3 separate regions of the Homo sapiens genome follow, and all the other regions are linked to region 1. The links are chromatin contacts, found by Hi-C or POLR2A ChIA-PET in ENCODE. All regions are on one chromosome and are shown on one strand. Each heading gives the region's core, a stretch centred on a gene start or an enhancer-like site at or near the end of the contact. The rest is flanking DNA. Distances are from core to core; before and after follow the strand shown.

Region 1 (2,935 bases), core at 32-2,531:
GAAGAATATTTACTGTAGAAAGCTTGTAATTGTAAATTCTTTGGCCCTCTGAGAGGTCAATCTTCTCCCAACCTCTTGCAAGTTTTATAACCCAGGAATGTCTTTCACAAGGACCTGGGAGCCGCCACTTTGCAATGTAATTATCAAGAAAGACAGCTCCCCTATTTCCCAGTCTCTGTGGGACCATAGGAGCCTAGCTTTAATACATGAACAAGCACCAGCTAGCAAACACAGATGGCCTACTCCCACTGGCCAGCGCTAATGTCCTCTAGTACTTTTCTATTTGCTCACTCCAGTGCTTAAAAATTCTCCCTCTTTTTGTTTTCAAGTTTAACCATTCTCCCCTATTGCAATAGACTTGACTCCTATGGCAATAAGTATTGAATACAGTCTTTCTTGCCTGTTTAGCTCTATGCTGTGCAATTTTTCTTTGATATATAGAAACTTGCACAGTATTTTACCTAAACCGACTCCAAATGAGTTTGAAAAGCCATTAACCCAGAACACAGGATAACTTTGTCATGGTACACTGTTATTTGGACTAATTTTTTGGGGGGATTCTGACATATAAAACATTTTGCATAATATCTCCTTTAATAAGTCCAAAACCAAAACCAGAATGCTTCTCATCTTTCTTTGTCATGAGATATACCAGGTATTCAAAAATACACAATTCTATACACAAACACACACACACACACACACACACATACACTTAGTAGCTATTTTTTTTGTAGGCCTACTTTATGCTAGGCACTGTGTACTTTCTATACATAGTACTTTATAAACATTTCTTCATTTAATTCTTATGGCATCTCTATGATTAGGGCTCATTATTTATTTTACAGATGAGGAAGCTGGGGCTCAGAGAGGTTAAGTAATCACCTTAAATCACAGCTGGTACACGTCAGAAGTGTGATATTAATTCAGTCACTGAGTCTATAAATCATAAAATCGTGCTTTTAATGGTTGTTTTCCAAGGATTCACTGGGCTACCTTGTTAGGATTCTGGCCCAGAGAGAAATCTGTATTTCCAAAGGGATTAAGGATGAGCTTCTGTCAAGTTTTGCTTCTGTCTTACCTCCTGGAGGCATTGTACTATTTCCCTGAGTAAAGATTTTACTATTTCTTGGAGGACTTCTTCCCAAAGTATGTCCCCCATACCCCTTCCCGCCCCTGTTTTCTCTGTATCCATGTATCCCACCCTTGTTTTCTCTGTATGCTTTGTGGCCTGGTCCAGTCTCTTGGAGCAGCCATTCTGATCTTGCTTTCAGGGTTGCTCTGACAAGAACAGCTGGGGATCTCCCCTGGTGCTTCCAGCATTCAGTATGTGCTTCCTCAGTAGACCTTGAAGATGGTAGCAATTTCCTCTCTGACTCATGCATAGGAGGAGATTCCAACATTTTCTCTGTCATTCTCTCAATCATCTGTCCTCTCAGCAGCACTTGGGTGATGACTAGGGCTCAAATAATGCACTATGATATCACCAGCTCACAACTGATGACATCACAAGGCACAATAATAACAAAAGCATCAGGAAGCAGGCAGAGCAAGGGTTTCGATGTATTTCAACATATCTGCAATGCCAGAGAAACCAATCCCTGTTTAAAAACCTAAGTCTTTCTAGCTTCCAAGTTTTTTCTCTGAGATGGAAGGAATCTTTCTAGTATTGACTACCTTCATTAAATACTTGTTATTTCTGAGTCTATGCTTAAAAGTATCCTAGACAGAATCTCAGAACCACTTCACTGCCTAGAAAAACCATCTCTGGGACTGTGAATGGCTCTGTGCTCCAGGCAGGTGACAAGTCACATTTCTGCTATAGAGCCCACCTGTCATATAGGGTGCTGTAAGGTTTTATTTTGTGGACCTGTAGAAAGCACTCTGTGGGTTTATGAACCTGGGCCGCTTGAATTCAGGGGAGCAATGATGAGGGCACTAAAATTCTCTGCTTCCAACTTTTCTCCTTTCTTCTGTTGGAGTGGCTCCCTCTCACTAGGCCTCCAGCACATGCAGCCCTTGCCTTGGATGAATCTAAGAATTTTACTTCTATTTATTACTGATACCAGGGTTTAGATTATTTTCAGTGTTAATGAGGCATTTTATGGAAATCAACATATATTGTCATAGACAAGAGAAGTTAAAATTATTTAAAATAATACTTTTCTCTAGCTATAAGAACTTCGTGGAAAATTTGGAAATTGGAAAATACAGAAATAAAAAAGTTATGCACAATCCCATTAACCCAGAAGCATTCATTGCTAACAGTTTTTTTTAATCTTTCAATCTTTTATTCTGAAGCTCTTTTGTTTTCAAACAAAAAGACATGGCCCCTAAGCCCTAAAACTTACAACTTCAAGGGCAACACAAATGAGAAAAATTAAGACAAAATGAGATTGAAAACCCAATAACATATGAAATATTGGTGATAATAGAACTTCAATCCTTCTGTGAGCATATCTACTCAATTTTTATTTTAAAATGAGAAAATTCTAAAAATCCATATACAGTCAATTTGGAAAACAGATGAGTCTGTCAAGCTCTCAGTGGACAAGCTACAGCTAATTAGTGGCTACAAAACAATTAATGGATAAGCATAATGAATAAGTTTGGGGTTGATTCAGAAAAGAAATATGAGGTGACTTAGTAAACACTGCATTTTTGATATGCTCCCTGGCTTGTAAAAATGCCATTGAGACACATATTGCCTGGAATCAGTCACATCCTGTCTTGTTTACCACTTATTAAGTATCCGTAGGCAAGTTACTTAACCTCTCTAATGTTTTCTCGTCTATAAAGTAGGGAAAACAGGTTGTTGTGACTATTAATTGAGATAATTCCTCTAACATGTTTAATGTAGTCCCTGATGTGTGACAAGTGCTCAAGAAATGCTGAGTATGATTAGAGGTAGTGGAAGGTAGCGGGTAGGACAAGC
Region 2 (3,048 bases), core at 351-2,850, 40 kb before region 1:
TAGATAAAGCAGATGGGGAGTTACGGAGTTGTTCCTTTACTGGCTGAAAGATATATTCGAATTGTAAAGATGCTTTTTCTCATGCATTGAAATTATACATTATTTGTAGGGAATTGCATGCTTTTTTTTTTTTTTCTCCCGAGACAGGGTCTTGCTCTGGCGCCCAGGCTGGAGTACAGTGGCATGATCTTGGCTCACTTCAGCCTTGACTTGGGCTCAAGTGATCCTCCTACCTGAGCCTTCTGAGTAACTGGAACTACAGGTGTGCACTCCTCGCCTGGCTAATTTTTTATTTTTTGTACAGGCAGGATCTTGCCACCTTGCCCAGGCTGGTCTTGAACTCCTGAGCTCATGCCATCTGCCTGCCTTAGTCTCCCAAAATGCTGGGATTACAGGAGTGAGCCACCATGCCCGGCTGGCAGTTGCATGGAAGAGAACACCTCTTTATGGCTTACCCTCTAGAATTTCTAATTTATGTGTTCTGTTGAAATTTTTGTTTTTTTACCTTTATTGAAACAACAAAAAGTCAGTATTGAAACATATCTTCCTGTTTTCTGTTGTCAAATGATGATAATGTGCCATGATGTTTTATATATATCATTCAGAAAAAGTTTTATTTTTTAATAACATTCTATTAACATTATTTTGCTTGCCGCTGGCATGCCTGAGGAATGTATTTGGCTTTGATTACACACTAAGTTTTTGTAATAAATTTGACTCATTAAAAACCTTTTTTTTTTAAAAAAAAAAAAAAAGAAAATCTCATTAGTGAACTTATCTTTGCAGCTGAGTACTTAAATTCTTTTTAAAAAGATACCCTTTGGATTGATCACATTGTTTGACCCAGTATGTCTTGTAGACACGTTAGTTATAATCACCTTGTATCTCTAAATATGGTGTGATATGAACCAGTCCATTCACATTGGAAAAACTGATGGTTTTAAATAAACTAATTCACTAATATTATTTGTCTTACATGCATTTTCTTTTCCTAGTGCCTTATTTCCCTAGATAGAAAAAGTACTATTGATGATTTTAAATACCTTTGAGTTAGTTAATTTATGTTAATTTGGGTTTTTTGGAGAACATGTTTCCTGAAAGTATACAAGATTTAACATCAAAATCTATTTGCTAAGTTTACTAGGAGAAGTCTGTTAGGTTTTGAAATTATCATGGAAGTTTAATAGATGCTGTCGATCATTCACATGTTTAGATGCTTAAAAAAAAAAAAAAAAGCTAAGTGGGAGCAGTGAATCATAGGAATAACAGTTTGGAGATTACCAGGATCATCCTTAGAGAGATGTAAACCTGGGAAAGGTTCTTCCCTTTGCCAGCAAGCCATTTTGACGTGTGAGAACAAACACATCAATATCTGTCAGTATGTTGTTACAATTATTGCACATATATTCTAGTTCTTACAGCTGTTTTGAGAATCTGGTGAAAGCTATGAATCCTTTCCCTGGAAAATGCAAATATATGTATACACACAAATGCTGTGTGCAATATTTGGGGCTTCACAACCTTTAGAAGACCATGACTCACAAGAATCCACTTTAGTTTCATTTCTGCACATACTTTTCTTCTTTCGTATAACAAAATCTTGGGTAATTTGCTTTGCAAATGCAACTTGTTAACCAGAACAGCAGAAATGATGTACTCCCACTGAACATAGCCCTACAGTGAGCTTTACCCAAGTGAGCTTCTATGTTCTCTCTTAATCCCAAATTCTCTCATAGTTGAACCAGTATCTAGCAAGTATGTTTGTGTGTGCGTGTGTGTGTGTGCAAAGATGTAAATAATTTGAGGCTAAGACATATAAGACATTTCTTAGCCTTAAGATGTTTACGTGAGAGACATGGCATGTACTTTATTAGGTAAACTATGTTAAATAGCATTTAAAAAGAGATTCAGAAGGGACATTTCTTTCTGACTGGGGAGGATTCAAGGTAGAGCATTTGAACTGTATCTTCTGAATAGTTGATTTGGATGTTCATATAAAGGGAGGAGAGGCAGATGAAAGAAACAAACAGCATGAACCAAAGCATAGGCGTCTGTGGGAATAGCAGGTGATTTTAATATAGTTAGTTAGACTCTGGAAGTGGCCAATAAGGTTCATCTTGTGTTCCACCTCTGACTGGTAATATTTTTGAGTATCAAGTTGAGAAAGATCCTCAGGCTCGTAGGGGCTTCAGGAGAAGGTTGCTGGATTGAACCTTCAGGAGAGGTTGCTGTGATTGGTGCGTGATATCTGCCACAGGAATATGGGAAATGGCTCTTGATTGAATACATCTTAAAGCCTCACAGAAGCCAAGACTGTGTGCTCATTGCTGCAACTTCAGTGCCTAGCACAGTGCCTGGCACATGGAAATAGTTCATAAAATATTGGTTGAATGAACGAATATATGCCAATCCTGGTTAGAGTCACTGGTTTTGTTGGGGGAGGTGATGTTTTGAGCCAGAGTTATACTATTAATTACTAATGAATTATTGGCTATCATGGTTCTGAATTTAATTCTGCCACATGATTTCACAGTGACATGGATGATATGTTAATGAAAATGGGCATGGGCATAGTTGGACTCATTAAGGAAAAAAATCAGGCAGTCTGTCTTTGCAAAGGACTGTTAGTGCTGTAGTTTGATATTGACTAAGGAATCCCTACAAGAGTCAGAGACCAAATCTTCCAGCTCAATTTGTTAGTCAAATCAGTAACATTTAATATCCTTTCTATATTTTTACTTAATCAGGACAGGAAAATTTCCTCAAATGTCTCTGACTTTTAACAAATGTCAACTTAAACATACGACCACTAACTTCCATTTTCTGATAACCTCAGTTGTTCTGTATTGAATACGACCTCAGAGAGAAATCAGCTTCAGTCACTGGCTAAGTTTGTGATGGTTCCTCTGAGATCAGGCCTGGGTACAAGGTTTGAGATTACTTGTAACCATGCTACTAGGTTTTGGCTATACCTGCTGGTGCCCTGGATTAATCCTTGAGAGAAGGGGAGACACTGCCTTATTAGTCATCAGAGGCCCTGCACCTAGC
Region 3 (2,929 bases), core at 164-2,663, 63 kb after region 1:
TTTTTCCTTACAACTAGGATGATATTCATCCTGGTTTGTCCAGGAACAATCCCAGTTTATGCCCATTGTCACAGTATAATTATTGATAATGCCCCCTTCTACTTTCAAAGCATTCTGGTTTAATGATGAGTTAAATGATTGCCCTACTTAGAGTGTTTTCATAACACTTAGACCTGCCTCTATCACTGCATGATTCACAATGTACTATGTTATTGTATTTTAATTGTTTTTTGGATTTGTCTCCTTGGTGGGATTTAGGGTAGTCACTGGGAATGATTTTCTTCATTTCTGCAGACTCCACCATATATACCTGGCATTGGGAGGAGCTCAGTCATGCTGCTTGGACATGGGAATGTTTTTGAAACCTTGCTTCTTTCATTTTGTGCATAGCAGGTGTTCAATAAATCATTTTTAATTGAAGTAGATAGCTGTCTATTATGAAAATGAGAAATGAACTTGACAAGAACACTGCTTCTTCTCTCTGCCCTCCTTTATTTGTCATCATTAGCTCAGAGATCTCATTTTACCTCCAGATTTGTGAGTCATTTCTTCCTCTTGCCTCACCCATAGCTATTTTAATTCTTTGAAAACTGGAGTTAGTTATCCTTTTCAAGCCTCCAGTGAGTGCTGCGGTGACCTGATTTCCAGTTGCTGGGTGCTTGCTTTGGGCAAGTGTACCTCCACGATTGAAATCTTCCCTCCACCCCGAGCTCCTGAGGCTCTCTCCACTCTGTCATCTGTTTCAGAAGCAGTTTTTGTACCACCTTGCTTTTACCTTTGAGGCCATACCCACTGTTGGTTACTTCATCCTGTGGCTATGTCTATACAAGTGAAATTAAGTGCATAATGAAGTCAATGGTGGGTTTAATTCAGGCCACTTTTGCCTGACACTTCTTTCTTTTGCTGTCAGCTCATCACCTCAGCACCCCCAACCCACTTATTGTTTGGAGGCTGGGATCTGCTATGCCACAGGAGTATTTTCTGAGCCTTGTCATTTACTTCAAATGATGGAAGACATTTTCTTTCTTCAGGAATTATGAGACCTAATCCACCTGGATTTAGCAAATGGGTTGTTCTTCCTGCTGGTTGCTAAAAACCATCACGTATTCAGTTTTCGACAAACAATTGTTGAGAACTTACTAGGTACAAGCAATAATACCAACACAATTATTGTCTTCAGGGAGTTCTCTAGAGGCTGCGGGCGTGCACTGCTCAAATCCACTTGCGTGAGAAGCTCATGAGGAGGGTAGTTAGCTGACAGTTTCCAGCTGCGGCCCCTCTGGCTCTGCCCCTGCATTCACGCTGACAAGTCACAGACTTCTGGGGATTCTTCTAGCTAGTAACTGAATGTGGTAGTTGTATGGTACCATGGTCAGGCTATTTCTGGCTGGCATGGGACTCCTCTAATGAGGAGTCTTTGCTTGAGGCCTCCTGGTCGGCCTGGCTCAGACTCAGTGCTGCAATGCCGTCTGACTCCTACTACCCAGTCCTCCTCCTTCCCTCCTATTCTGAAGGCCCTCCCTGCCCATGCTGGTTGCCCCTCCCCAAATCCTTCACAGGCGTTTCTCCCAAGAAATCTCCTGCATGACTAATTTTGTCTTGGCATCTTGTTCGTAGAAGAGTTGAGCTGACACAAGTTTCCAGTCCAGTATTGTAGATTAAACATGTGCACAAAGAACACAGCATACTCTTCATTATATTCCTCTCCAACATTAAGTGGTGAGATTAAAGTACAACAGGGACAGGTAATCTTAGATTGCGAAAAGAGGTATATTTTATATTTACCATAGTCTGTCATTTCCGAGAAGGCAAAGACCATGACCAACATAATTATTTGTTCAGGTGAACAGTTCTTTGTTCACTTGTCATGGGTGATAAGTAAAAGCACTTAAGAGAAGAAGAATAATAATAGTTGTGTAATTGTAATAATAATAATAATAATAATAATAATTTATTGAGGGCCCTGTCTCTGCCAGGCATTAGGTACTTTGTGTATCTTTTTTTCCAGTCTTCATAACAACCAAGCAAAGAAGGTATTGCTGTCATCCTCATTTTGCAGAAGAGGAAAGTGAAAAATGAAAGAGGTTAAATAGATTGCTCAAGGTTGTCCGGACGCAGTGGCTCACACCTGTAATCCCAGCACTTTGGGAGGCCGAGGTGGGAGGATCACCTGAGGTCAGGAGTTCAAGACCAGCCTGGCCAACATGGTGAAACCCCATCTCTACTGAAAATACAAAAATTAGCCAGGCATGGTGGCGCATGCCTGTAATCTCAGCTACTCAAGAGGCTGAGGCAGGAGAATTGCTTGAACCCGGGAGGTGGACGTTGCAGTGAATTGAGATTGCACCACTGTACTCCAGCCTGTGCAACACCACGCCTGGCTTAATTTTTGTATTTTTAGTAAAGATGGGGTTTTGCCATGTCGGCCGGGCTGGTCTCACACTCCTGACCTCAGGTGATCTGCCCACCTCTGCCTCAGATTATTCTTTTTCCTGTCTTAGAAAAAAAAAAAAAAAGATTGCTCAAGGTCACCCTGAAGCTAGTGAGTGGCTGTGCCAGGGTTTGGGTTTGTGAAGCTCTGATGCTCTTGAATTTCCCATGATACCATGCTCTGTCTTTAGGGTGATCTTCAGACTTAGGCCACATGGTAATCAGTCTGGGGAATTTGAGGAATATCCCTCCCAATGGGCTAGGGAGTCTATAGCCTAGACCAGATCTTAGTCCATGAGTTCTACATTCTTAATATTTCACAGTGTATTTTTAGGAACTTCTGAAAAAGAAGAATGATGTCTTCAAGATGGGCTTCTCCTTTTTTATTAGATCCTGTTGTCCAGAGTTGTAGAGCTAGAAAGTACCCTAGAAAAAAAGCCAGATACAAAAAGCCAATATGGTATGATTCCATTTATATGAAATTTCCAGAATAGGGAAG

The links. A loop is a pair of places that touch in the nucleus more often than their neighbours do. ChIA-PET counts read pairs that join two places held with the same protein, here RNA polymerase II (POLR2A). Pooled maps may share reads with other maps.
Region 2: a map of CD14-positive monocyte shows a loop between it and region 1 (3-fold over the local background). The contact joins two enhancer-like sites. A Hi-C loop is called at or near these places in 6 of 168 maps with a recorded cell type or tissue (CD14-positive monocyte, CD8-positive, alpha-beta T cell, GM12878 and 3 more), 9 of 37 single-sample maps with no recorded cell type and 12 of 50 pooled maps. POLR2A ChIA-PET finds 5 or more read pairs at or near these places in 13 of 52 experiments (AG04450, GM12878, H1 and 8 more).
Region 3: a pooled map shows a loop between it and region 1 (4-fold over the local background). The contact joins two enhancer-like sites. A Hi-C loop is called at or near these places in 3 of 37 single-sample maps with no recorded cell type and 8 of 50 pooled maps. POLR2A ChIA-PET finds 5 or more read pairs at or near these places in 1 of 52 experiments (activated B cell).

What each region holds. Positions count from the first base shown.
Region 1 is chr3:101,900,815-101,903,749 of GRCh38, forward strand. No RefSeq gene overlaps it. Among named protein-coding and RNA genes, the nearest start is that of RDUR, 39 kb to the right of the region's middle. Within about 2 kb of position 1,282, at least 5 of the 41 ENCODE cell types and tissues checked have a DNase peak (open chromatin) inside an H3K27ac peak, as active enhancers do; they include CD14-positive monocyte, where a contact is called at or near this core.
Region 2 is chr3:101,860,060-101,863,107 of GRCh38, forward strand. NFKBIZ (NFKB inhibitor zeta) reads left to right here. Exons shown (of 12, transcript NM_031419.4): 12 at 1-963. Among named protein-coding and RNA genes, the nearest start is that of NFKBIZ, 12 kb to the left of the region's middle. Within about 2 kb of position 1,601, at least 2 of the 41 ENCODE cell types and tissues checked have a DNase peak (open chromatin) inside an H3K27ac peak, as active enhancers do; they include CD14-positive monocyte, where a contact is called at or near this core.
Region 3 is chr3:101,963,523-101,966,451 of GRCh38, forward strand. The region is part of intron 2 of RDUR (RIG-I dependent antiviral response regulator RNA); the gene reads left to right. Among named protein-coding and RNA genes, the nearest start is that of RDUR, 24 kb to the left of the region's middle. Within about 2 kb of position 1,414, at least 3 of the 41 ENCODE cell types and tissues checked have a DNase peak (open chromatin) inside an H3K27ac peak, as active enhancers do.